Regions from separate parts of the Homo sapiens genome. Here region 1 is linked to region 2. A link is a contact called in ENCODE Hi-C or POLR2A ChIA-PET data. All regions are on one chromosome and are shown on one strand. The core of a region is the stretch at or near the end of the contact, and the rest is flanking DNA. Distances in the headings are between cores, read along the strand shown.

Region 1 (6,481 bases), core at 239-2,738, 220 kb after region 2:
CGTGATGTGGCCACAGTGCTGCCGTGTACAGTATGTTAGAAAAAAAAATCATGTTTCTTTAAAGCAAAGCTAACTCCACTGCAGGCTCTGAGCAATTTGCATAAATGTCTCTACCATGATTTTTTTTTTATTTATGGGCCCTAAGTTTCTAATTAAATACTAATTAATACTATCACCAGAATTGTCTCCCATCCCCAGCTCTTCATAGCTTTGTCACTTTGATTAATGCACAGTCATTTATTAACTTATTTAACAAGCCGGGGTGCCTCATGACAAACTAGATTAAATTATCCTCATAACAGTCTCATTACTGGAAAAAGGGAGTTTTAAACTTAATAAAAATTATCCTCAATAATGTTAAAGCTTTTTCACCATACCCTTAAAAGACAGAAATAGGTTTCTTGTTTGATTTATAATATAAGGAGTTGTATAAAGCATCCATTAATAAAATTTATAAGTTCATTTAAGCTTGCACATTACAGTAGTGCTGTAGCCTTGGGTGCTTATTATTTAACTTTTGCTGTAGTTATGAAGATAATTAATGTGCTGACCAGACAGGGACTAAAATACCCACCAGAACAAGATAATTAGAGACATAAATAATGTTTAGGTTCTTGTGTGCTGCTCTTAAAATTAATTGTTTTGTTTTCCATCCAAACTTGATAAAGAAGAAAATAAGAGTTTACCAAGGAACTGTACGATGAAGGTGAGATGTTTGTTTCGGTGGACTGGCAAATGCTAGCAAGTCTGGCAGTTTTTGGGCTGGAGGAGGGAGCAGATGTGTCAGGGGATTTGGCTCCTTCTGGGAAACTGTTCGACCCTCATTGCTCTCTGTCGCCCTCTGGTGGCCAGGTCCTGGTGACACGCACACCTTGCAGCCAGGCCTGTTTGTCAGTGGTAGGCGGAGGGGTGAGGCAGAAGTGGGAGCTGGAGGAAGTCTCTTCATTTAAGTGCTGGGATAAACTTCTCATCTCAGTCAGATTCCAGGAGAAGGGGGGCCCCAGAGGGAGCTCAGCATATCTATGGCAGCAAATCTTCCTTGCTGACAAAGCAGAATCCAGGAAGCTGTGGCTCACTCAGGCCCTGCCGGTCTCAAAATAAATAGGCACAAACGCTTTAAAACATGCGTGGAGCGCTGACCCTCCATGGGGCTGTGTGCTAAAATAAGTGTTCAGCATGTTCGGAGGGCAGATTCTCTTTTTATTTTCAGTTTCTTGCTAAAATAGCACCCTTGTTAAGGGTCTAGGTGACCCGGTAGGAAGAGCAGGGAAAGGTATCTGCTGACGGAGGGTCTACTGTCTAAATTTCCTTCTGGCCTGGGCCGTCCTGAGTCTTTGGGTGGGGTTGTGGGAAAGGCGCAGTAGCTCCCTGGTCAAACAGGGAGCTGCCACCCTGTGTAGACAACACTTCACCACTGACAAGGCACCTTGGCATGTATCGTGCTGTCTTCACCCCTCCAGAGCCCTGTGAGACCAGAGGGAGGGACTGTTACTATGGTTGCTGAGGGGTCACGTGCTGATTTCAATCCACAAACCGGCCGGCTGGTGACTTCCTTGCCGGGAAGAGCACCTGGCTCCTTTTCTTTCGGTATCTGAAGTCCTTTCTGCTTTTCCGCACCTCACCCCCAGTTCTTCTCTCTCACACCCTCCTTCTCCCGCTCACCTTTTCTTTTTATCCTTGATTCAGAGCAGAGATAACAATAACTCTACTTGTTCTCATACTAAAATAGCTCACTTGTCAAAGCTGCAGGGAGACTGGTGCCGCGGAAATTCTGTGAGCAGAAGAATGGCTGGGAGAATTTTCTCCGAGTTTAGATTAGAGCGCTTCATGGTCAGAGTCCTCTCCCATTCACTCCCATCCCTGGGAGGTAAAAAGACAGCAAACGTCTTCATGATTTATAACTCTTGTTTAGCATTGATTCAGAGCTCCATCTTTGCAAGTCTATTAGTAGAGACCTATTAGTGGAGGTTGGCTTTGGCCAAAAATAGATCAACGTTAGGCCAAATCTTAGCTACCTGATTCATTCAGTTTCCTCCAGGCAACTTCATTTGAATTCAGGGTATTAGGTTCCCAGGCTTGCCCAGGATTCTGCTTGGGCAAGGAGGCCAAATTAAATGAAACAGGGCCTCTAGGAGCCAAGTGAGGGGATGTCCTAGATTAAAATAAAAGCGCAGGAAGAGAAGAGCTCTCGGTCGGTGAAGGAAGGTGAAGGCCCAGGTGATCTTATTCCTGTCTGGGTCCTTCCACTGGAGTTCCCACTGGCTTCATCATGATGGCCTCAGGAGTGGAGGGGCAGAGGGGAATGGTGGCTAGATGGATGCAGGCCACAGATTAGGGATGCATAGTTGGGAAGAACACAGGAGAAGAAGAGAGAGTTTTTCAGTGGTGCTCAAACTTTAATGGGCAAAACTTTGTTTAAATGCAGAGTCCCTTGCTCCAGTTTCAGACTTGCTAATTCTCTTAGTCTGAGATGACACCAGGAATCTGCACTGATAACAGGGCTTTAGTGACTTTGATTCAGGGGTCAGTCCATGACCAGTCATTAAGAAACACTGGACGAGGAAGGGAGAAAGAGAAGATAAAAGAACTGTAGGAAGTGAGGGAATTTTGCCTAAATCATGTTTACCTCCTGAGAAAGTGCCATAGCTGTCTTCTCTCTCTCTCTCTCTCTGTGTGTGTGTGTGTGTGTGTGTGTGTGAGAGAGAGAGAGAGAGAGAGAGAGAGAGAGAGAGAGACAGAGAGAGACAGAGAGAGACAGAGAGAAAGAGATGCCCTCCATGGCCAGAGAGGAAGGTAGGTCAAACACATATCCTTGGCTCTTCCAGCACCTCTCGTTGTGCTTACCCTGGAGGCCCTGCTCAAATCCAGTCTACATTGTGTCCACTGGAGGCTGCTCTTTAAGCTCTGTCACTCTCCTGCTCACCCCTTTGCTCTGACAGCGGCATCCTTCTGTGAGGGGACATCTGAAGGAAATGGGGGTACAGCTGTGCCCTGAGCCAGGGTTGCTGCCAGCATTGAAGAGAAGATTGAAAGAGCCCTATTTCCCACCTCCATACAACCTTCTGGAATAGTCAAGTGCCAAAATGGCCTTAATTAAACTGCCTCAGGCACATTCTGAGGGCCAGTCTATTGCTTGGGCCATTATGGGCAGACAGAGGTGCTGTGAGGGTAAGGTACCCTCACACAGCTTCAGAACTAAAGGCGCCCCAGCTGGGATGTCCTGACCTGTCAGGGCTCTCTCTATTGTTCTCTTCATGCCTTGGTAACCACGTAGGCAGAGCGATGTGGATGCCACATGTGTGCACAGATCAATGCATTCATGGTCACAGGCAAGTGCCAGGCACTGTGCTGGGTGCTGGCAATAGATGAAGATGAAAGACGTTTTCTTGCAAACTAGCTTCACTGTTGCCCCTTGAAGGCTCTCAGTGACATTGCCCTGAGCTGAAAGAGTATATCCAGAGGTTACTGGGACTGAGTGTGTCTTCTAACACCACTTAGACACCTGGCAGAGAACAGGACACTCATGACTAGACTGGCTCAGGGATGGCTTTGTAGGGTGGATGTGACAGAAGGAGAAGAGAGTGATAGGGTTTAGGGCTGTGGTCCCTAAACTGGAGTACACACACCCTCAGGGGCTGTACAAAATGCTCCAATGGGAATGGGCAGAAAATACTGAAATGCTTATTATATTGGCCTTCTAAAATCATGTCATTTGTGCCTTTCCATTTTCGTGATATGTTTTAAAATGAAGAAAATGTCAGCCCAGTAGTAAAATGTATGCGATTTATGAACATATTGGGGCTATGTGCTCGATTCTTTTCTTGCTTCATTGCTGGCTGTGCACTACGAAGCAGGTTCATAGGCTGTTGGTTTAGGAAGGGGGCTATTGTAAAAAATGGGGCTGAAGTGCTAGGCCCTGGAGTGTAGGTGGGAGGGGGAAGGAAGCAAAACCAAAAGGGGGGGATGAGAGAATGAGGAAATGGGAAGAGCAGACATGGACGGGCTCAGGGAGATTGAAAGTCAGGGGCAGCGGGTTGAAGGGAACCGGGATCTCAGTAGAGGAGGCTGTGATGAGGCTTCAGGATACAGGTTGAGAATATCTCAGGTGGGACCACTCTAGGCCATTCGCAGGTTAGGGGTGTCACCAGGTGAGGGAGGGAAAGAAAGGGACGGCAAGTGTATTGGATGTGCTGCCCACAGGGAGGGACATTAAAGTGCCCACCCTGATGGCAAGATCTAGGACAGAAAAGAAGACAGTAAGTTACCAAGGTGTGAGCGGAAGGTTCAGGTGGTTTTGGGCAACCAGGTGGCTAAGAGAGGGTGGGGGGGGTTTACATACAGGTAGAAGGACACAAAGCCCTTTCCAGTCCCCAGGAGTTTGGGGCCATGAAGCGCTCACTACCTGGGGTAGGCTGGGCAGCACCCGGGAGAGCCACGGTCCCTGCGGTCACAGGAAGAGGATGGAGTGCTCCGCCCTCCCCACGAGCTTGGTTGCGTTGCTCACCCTGGAACCAAGGTCCCAGAGGGCACTGGAAGAGCCTTTGGATGTGAGGGATGCAGCGGGAGTGGGTGTCTCGGTGGTCAGAGCAGCTGGGGGGAGCCTGTGGGAGGGGAAGGGACAGCAGAGGGCTGCTCACACCGCCTGCGCCTCCTGTGTGCGCTGCCTCTACATGCTCTGCTTGGGATTTGTGGAATCGATTTTGTGAGCGTCACCAGCTTTTTAACAATATTATTATTTTAAGGAATGTACAAATGTCTTTTCATTCAAAAACACAAAATAAGTTATCAGTAGGCATGGACAATGACAACTACAAACCATCGTATACTTGGCCAAACGGAACCCTTTACTGAAACCTGTAACCTTTTCTTTAATCTCTTGTTTGAAGTGATTTCTCTAAGATTATTGGTGAGAAGCACAACTCTGAGCTTCCCGTAACAGTTCCTGAGTAGTGATAAAGCACTATTTAAGGAGTTAGAACTCGCTGCCTCCCATGCCACCTCCACCCAGTCTGCCTGTGCCAGGGTCCTTCTCTTTAGGATCTTCCTGACACCTTCTTCTCTGTTTCAGGCAGAGAAGCAGCAGCCCTACCTACCATAATAGTGACAATGATGCCTGTCCCCCTCCCCACCATCCTCTCCCCTGTGCAGCCAAAGATCTCCCCGCAGGGCTTCACAACTAACTTCTGAGGGGCTTCACACAATGTTCTCAGCTGTCAGGGATCTTCCTAACGTCTGCTCTTGTCAAGGTCACTGCAGGCATTTTGAATTGAATGTTTTATAAAACAATTTCTGTATCAGTTTTTTGATCTTTATTAGTTGCAGTTCATGAGTCCCAAATTGGAATACGCTGAAACCAAGCCCAGCCACCTCTTAGAAAGAAACCTCCTTCAAAAGCAGCTGGAACCACCTTGAGTGTCTCTGGGGCTACTTCTTTTTATTCACTCGGCCTCACCTGTCCCACCAGCCCTTGGCATGGCTGTTCTACCTGAAATTTTTGCTATGTGTTCATTCATACTCACTAGCATTGACCTTTCTTGAATGTATTTTTCCATTTGAGGCTCATCACCTTTCTTTTTCAAAGGCATGGTGGCATCATCTTTGGTCACAATGACTTCTACTTTTTCGAGGCTGAACATCTTCAAGATTTAGAGTGAGCCCCTCCTCTTCAAACACCTGCAAAAACATTTAAAAATAAGCTAGTTTCAGGGTATGGTTTTTCTTTAGTCTACCAAATTTATTCATAATACATTATGCAGGTGTTTTGAATGGAATCCAGAAACCTCTTTAGATACCGTATTTCTCTGAAATGTGAGAATGGAAGATCATTGCTATTCCAGGACAAGTCTTGTGCATAGAGCTTTTTATTGCTTTAATTTGCATTATTTCATTTACTCCTCAGAACTCTGTCAGTTAGTAACAGCTTGATCATGCAGATGAGTTAACGGAACCCAGAGGAAACTCGCCCAAAGTTACACAGTTAGCAGTTGGTGGAGCCAGGACTAGATGCTGGGCCTTGACTCTCAGTCCAGTGTTCTGTCTACTAGATCATTCTGTCTTTCAGATCATTCTAATCTGAGGACAGGTAGACAGGAAGATCATTCCTGATCAGGAGCATGATGCTTAGACCTAAAAGGGACCCTGTTCTGTATCTAATTCAACCCCCGTCCTCCTAAATATTCAGTGGATGTATCTAACTAAGAAAAATGCAAACTATAGGACTGTATACCTATAAATGTTATCCCTGGAAAGAAAAGTAACATTTGGTAAATGTACAAAAAATATGGGAAAAATTTGCATGTTATCCTTGTGCAGGGGCCATGCTAATCTTCTCTGTACGGTTGCAGTTTGAGTCTATGTGCTGTTAAGCAATCTCCAGAATATTTTAAAATGAATCTACGACAATAGAAAAGATCAAAGTGTGTCACATAGTAAGCATTGTTTTGTAAAACGTTTGTGTAAGTTGCATACATGTGTGCACGTG
Region 2 (5,970 bases), core at 1,306-3,805:
TCAGTAGCTCATTCAGTAACAAATATTGTCAGAGTTTACAGAAAAAAATTACATCTTTAATATGGAATGAATTGCTGATGAAAGATAGTCATGTTCGAAATATGACATTTAACATAAGTGTACAGATTTCCCAGTAAAAGAACAATTCCAGTATTATGGATTTACTAGCAGCTGTTGAAAATTTAACACCTCTTCTGCTTTCTTCCCCCACCTCATGACAACCTAATGTAAAACTATATTCAGGAGTAAGGAATCTAGAATATAAAGTAAATTGTATTAGTAATTGCAGGTCAGAAACTTATATTTAGTTATCAGACTCTGAGTCATGAGTTTTAGTATTCTGTGTGCTGTTCATGTGTGCCTTCTGTTACAGACAACACCAGGGAAGAGACCTAATAAAAAGTCTCATGTTCTTCAAAGAGAATAATTGAGAATAATGCTACTTAAGAGCACGTAATATCAGAGCAAACAGGCAATGAACAACATATAATTCTGTATATTATGCAGAGATATTAAATATACATATTAGTAAGGTAGCAGATGCTGTGGTGCTGAAATTGACATGTAAAATAGTACGCTTTCTCTGCAGGGCTCTGTTCCAGCCAGCACTCCTTTACATGTAATGAATAGTTAATTTTAGTCCTATGGTCCATAGGAGACTGATGGGGGACTGTGAGGAGGAAAGCATTCCAACTCCAAGAACAGCAGGTTGTGCTGAGATGTGCTTTTTAATGGAGAAACATTTTATAACTCTTGGGGGTAAATTTATAAAGACGGTTGTGCATGTGTTTTTGTATTTAAATTAAGGAATTATTAATACAGTTAGACAGCCAGGAGTCTGGCAGCTATATTGCAAAAGGGAAAAGCAGAATTTGTTGACTGGACTGAGCTCAGGAATATCTTGCACTTTTAAGAAAATTCCTATTAAACCTATCCTTTGTCCAAATGGAGCAATTCATCAGAAACAGACATTTGAGAATGTGTTTAGGTAGTTGAAATTTCAGGCTGACTTTTTAAAACTAACCTTTGGCTATATATAGGAAAAGGCAAATGACTTTTATTTTTCTGCCTCACATGGAAGTTCCCTTGCCATTTGAGATTTCCCTATGTTCATAATTCATTAATCCCATCTATCCAGGCAATATCTGGTGAGCATCTGTTATGTACCATTATGTTCTGGGAGCCAAAAATGAATAAAATCAATCTACACCCTCAAGCAGTTTGTAGTCTGCTGGAATGACAGACTTAAAAATGCTTATAACTAAAATATTTTATGTGCAGGACTAGGGTTTTTAAGCTAAAAGGCTGCTTTTTAAATTGTGAAATATAAAGTACATGTAGAACAATGCATAAAACATGTCAACAGTTAAACAGATAGTTATGGGATTATACTTTGTGTATTTTTATGTTTGCTTCTTTTATTCAACATTCTGTGGTTCATCTGTGTTGCTTGTAGCATCATCATTACTGTAGCATACTTTATTTGTTCTACTGTTGGTGGACATTACTGTTGCTTCCAGTTTTTGGCTATCATTAACAATGATGCTAAGAGTGTTCTTGATTATTTGTCTTGGTATGTTTGTGCACGCACCAATAATATATATCTAGGAATGGAATCGTTGGGTCATAGAGAATATACGTAGCTTTTAAGTTTACTAGATAAGTGATTTTCCAATTTAAAAAGACCTTTGAAACGTTTTTCTACATTGGTGGTTTTTAAAGTTATCTATTTTCTCATGGAATTTGGTTTTCTCATGAGAATAAGGTAGGAATGGTTGTATGTTGCTAATATGTAGTTCAAGTGCCCTTTCTACCTAATCTGGATTGCCAGGAATATGCTTGAAATGCCAAATCATGACTTAGTATTTTACTGTGGTAATTGGAGTAGTCTTTGACACATCAGGAAGTATGGGAATATGGGAAAGATCTTTGAGAGTGGAAACTATACCACAGTTTTGTTTAGTGCTAGGTAGGAAAGGTGAAAAAAAAAGCGCGAGAGTATATTAAGTATACAAAAAGCTTAGTGGTTTTAAAATGTTAAGCTCACATTTGGAAGTGTAATTCTATTTTAATCTCTTTCCTAATGGAGGAAGAAAGATGACTGATGTGGTAGGGTAATCTTGTTTGAAAAATTGACAACTCTGGCATACGGCCCAGATCTCTTTTCAGATTTTGTGTGAAAAAGAAAAATGGCAGCCTCTTAGTGCTATTCATTGGTGTAAAAAAAAAAAAAAAAAAAAAAGATATGGTTGAACCTAAGGGTGAAGTGCTAACTCTTCATATAGTAGGAGAGTAGATTAAAAGAGTTAGTGGATATTTCACATAATCAATGTCTCTTACCTTCCCAGACAGGAGAAAGAATGTCATGAGTATTAAAATAATTAGCAGAGCATTAAAGATACCAGGGACATTTAACTTACTTCTTGGCCTCCAAATTCATAAGAAATATGAAGGGTTAAATAAACCTTGCTTTTAAAAATACCTTTTCCCCACAGGTCTATGTGAGAACTGAATTTACAGGGTGCTTGGAGTTTCCTTTTGCTATTCAAAACATGTTAGAGCATGAATGTTTGGGGCGTTCAGGCCCTAAGCTATGTTGGTTGAGTGAAAGGGGAATTTTCTGTTCTATTCAACCAATTCAGGGAACATTTAATGCGTGCCAGCCATGTGCCTGGTCCTGGTAGGTACTGGGGACACAAAGATGAATAAAACAGCTTACAGTCCACTGGAACAGACAGGCATATAAACAATTCACTATAGTGTTGTGTGCTAAGGGCTATAATAGCGATCTGCAGAAAGTACTTTGGTCCACAAAAGAGACAACAAATACTTTTTTGTGTGTGGGGCTGATGAGGTTCTAGGTAACAGTGGCCTTTCGCTGTGTTGAGAAACAAACTTGAAATAGATCATACAGGTAACTAGGGACTTACAGAGAGAGGAGAAGGGGCATATTTGGCAGAGGAAATTGCATGAGCTAAGAGATTTATATTGTTCATCTAGATTAGAGATAATCTACATGAGATTATATTATGTATAAAAATTAAAATCTCCGGCAGTTTAGGCAGTGGGTCAAAGTTCGAAGTTGATAGACTTGATAGCTTTTCCTTTTTTTCTCTCAGCCAAGGATTGGTAATTAGGCAGACTCAACTTGAGCCTGTCCTGGATGTGAGGATAGCTTTATGGTTAGTCTCCGGCCAGTTCATCTCCCTTCCTTTAGAGCTACTTATTAAATGCTTAAATATAAATCATCTGTGTTTAGGAGTGATAAGGAAGAGCTTAATAAGCTCAATCTTTGCCTTATAGGGTGGTGGTTTTCAATCCTCCCCCTATATATTAAGCACAATTGCAAAAAATAAATGTATACATTTGAATATTACTATCAGAAATAAAATAATGGTGGACATAACCTTAAAAATTATCTAGTCTGTCTCCTGCATTCCTATATGTAGGAAATTAAGGCTTAATTGGTTAAATGACACAGCCCATCTTGTAGCCTAGGGCCAGGTACGGATGCGGAGTGTGCAAGGGTTCTGTGACTGCCCAGGCTTATTCCTGTAGTTAAGACTCAATTTCTATATGCCCATGGTTTGAGTATATCACAGGTTAGCCTTCTCACATTTACTGCAATTATGGTTTAGCGAACTTATCTGTTTGACTGAGTTAGAGGCAACATGGTATAGCAGAGTCCGATGAACTGCCACCTTACAGTGTTTGGTCTAGGTGCTGCTGCTGTCCACACAGAAAGCCTATCACTGAGACAGTAAGTATTACGAGGGAAGAAGACTTTATTTGGGTGCTGCTACTGAAGAGATAGGAGATCAGTCTCAAGTCCACCTTTCTGATGGACTAAAATTAAGGGTTTATGTAGCAGAGAAGAAATGTAACCATGTGTGGGAAAATAGGAATTAGCGAGGGGTAAGGAAGAGGAGTTGGTCAACAGAAAGCAGGTGGTCAGTTAGCCAATCATGGTGGGTGTGGGGTCTGATGTCTCATTATTCAGATGTGGTGATCTGGTTAAGTTTCAGTTCCTTGAGACTGTTTGGGAGGTCTGATGGTTGGTTTCTTGAGAAAGGAACTCAAGATAAGAAAATTTTAACTTTCTCAAGTTCTAAGACTGGGAGGGTCAATTTCTGTGTTTATTCAAAAGAAACTGTAAACGTCAGTTCTGTGGGACAGTTGGGCCAGTTTCGGTCCCACCCTTTTTATTGATCAATTCATCATTCATAGGGAATCTGTCTTGTCAGTCTTTCTGGCTGCTTCATGCTTAGGAGGGGTGTTTTGGGCAGCTCCATACCATGGATGAGGAATCAAAGTTTAATCTAATACATAGTTTTCTTCTGAAGCACAATCTTTCTCTCTCTAGTCCTTCACTTCTATCAAAGACAGATCACAGCAGGACCAACCTACCTGCAAAATAAGCTTCAGTCCCATATACTTGGCCTGATTAGTCATGTGAAATGCAACAAGAATCATTGTCTACACAGGCTCTCCTAAATTGGCTTTGCTGGAACCTATCACAAGGCCATTTCAGTCAAAGCCCTGGGAATATGACCAGTTCCTCCAACTGTGTCCTGTTGTGAAGGAAAACAGTTTCTCATTGAACTTATGCAAACAACCACATTACAGTGAATTAAGAATATTCACAAATAGTTTATGAATTCTGGAGAAATTAGGCAGAGGGAGAGAAATGTGCCTTAAATTCTATTTATAAGAGTATACTCTACTCCATTGTTTAAGGCTATAAAAAGCTCAAGAAAAAACGTTCTCCAGACTGAACAATCAGCAATGCTTCAAACAAACAAAACCCATTAAAAATTATTTCAGTCTTCCATTAGTTCAGTGCATGCAATCAGCTCCTACTCTGCTTCATACTAGGTTAGCAATCTTTATGAACACACCAGCCTTTCACTTAGTGTCCTGTAAGATTTCTCTCTAGTCCAATGGCACACTCTCCAAAGTTATCAGAAACCTGTATTCAAGAGTCTTTGTCATGAACTCCCCCAAAGAAGCAAGCACTGGACTGTGGCTGATTATAAGCCACTTTTTGAGAAGAAGCAAAGCAAAACAACAATTGTGGATGAGAAAGACCTTTGGAAAGCCATAAATACACAGTTGATAAGGAAATCTGGTTATTTCTGTGGCATACAACAATTTAGCATAATAATCATAATCATTATAACAACCTAAATGAAGACATACCAGAATTTCAGGAATCACATTCAATTCTGGAATACATACTCATAACACACCTATATAAATATAACCCAAAGAAAGTTAAACACCACTTCAGATTTGAAGTCCATCCTGTATAATTCTAACATAACAGATAAGCCTAGTACAGTTCTCTTGAAGTTCAGGGGACCCAATATCCAGAAAAAGTTAGATTGAGGTCAAAATGACTGAATTTAGAACTTGAAATCTTGCCTTTGGAAAAAGTTTGTCAAATGTCAGAGGTTTACACTTGATATCACAAAATAGGATCATTGGTGTCCATAAAATAGTCATTGATTTAGCTAAAATGATAAGAACATTTACTCTTTGACAGGTAGGAGACTCAGTTTCCCAAGCAATAAGATGTAATGAAGACAGCATGAGGCCAACCACATCTGCCTCTCCTTCCTACATTTTTTCCCTGCAGTTTACTTGAAAAGTAAACAAAAATCTTTTATTATCATTACATAAAAATTTTATTTGAAAGAGAAAACCAATTTTACCTTTGCATGGTACATTATTAATGTTAAAGTTAATTTTAATGAAACATAAATCTAATTTTAATCAGTTTGACTATAAGCTAAGACTTTTTAAAAAATTTTATTATTATTATACTTTAAGTTTTAGGGTACGTGTGCACAATGTGCAGGTTTGTTACATACGTATACGTGTGCCATGTTGGTGTGCTGTACCCATTAACTCGTCATTTAGCATTAGGTATATCTCCTAATGCTATCCCTCCCCCCTCCCCCCACCCCA

The links. A loop is a pair of places that touch in the nucleus more often than their neighbours do. ChIA-PET counts read pairs that join two places held with the same protein, here RNA polymerase II (POLR2A). Pooled maps may share reads with other maps.
Region 1: a map of K562 shows a loop between it and region 2 (2.0-fold over the local background). The contact joins two enhancer-like sites. A Hi-C loop is called at or near these places in 2 of 168 maps with a recorded cell type or tissue (CD8-positive, alpha-beta T cell and K562) and 1 of 50 pooled maps. POLR2A ChIA-PET finds 5 or more read pairs at or near these places in 1 of 52 experiments (BJ).

The regions. Positions count from the first base shown.
Region 1 is chr5:61,657,871-61,664,351 of GRCh38, forward strand. All of the region lies in intron 1 of LINC03122 (long intergenic non-protein coding RNA 3122), which reads left to right. It overlaps LINC03152 (long intergenic non-protein coding RNA 3152), which reads right to left. Exons shown (of 8, transcript NR_109910.1): 8 at 5,287-5,673. It also overlaps the pseudogene HSPD1P22 and the pseudogene RNU6-913P. Among named protein-coding and RNA genes, the nearest start is that of LINC03122, 23 kb to the left of the region's middle. Within about 2 kb of position 1,489, at least 5 of the 41 ENCODE cell types and tissues checked have a DNase peak (open chromatin) inside an H3K27ac peak, as active enhancers do.
Region 2 is chr5:61,438,141-61,444,110 of GRCh38, forward strand. The region is part of intron 1 of ZSWIM6 (zinc finger SWIM-type containing 6); the gene reads left to right. Among named protein-coding and RNA genes, the nearest start is that of ZSWIM6, 110 kb to the left of the region's middle. Within about 2 kb of position 2,556, at least 2 of the 41 ENCODE cell types and tissues checked have a DNase peak (open chromatin) inside an H3K27ac peak, as active enhancers do.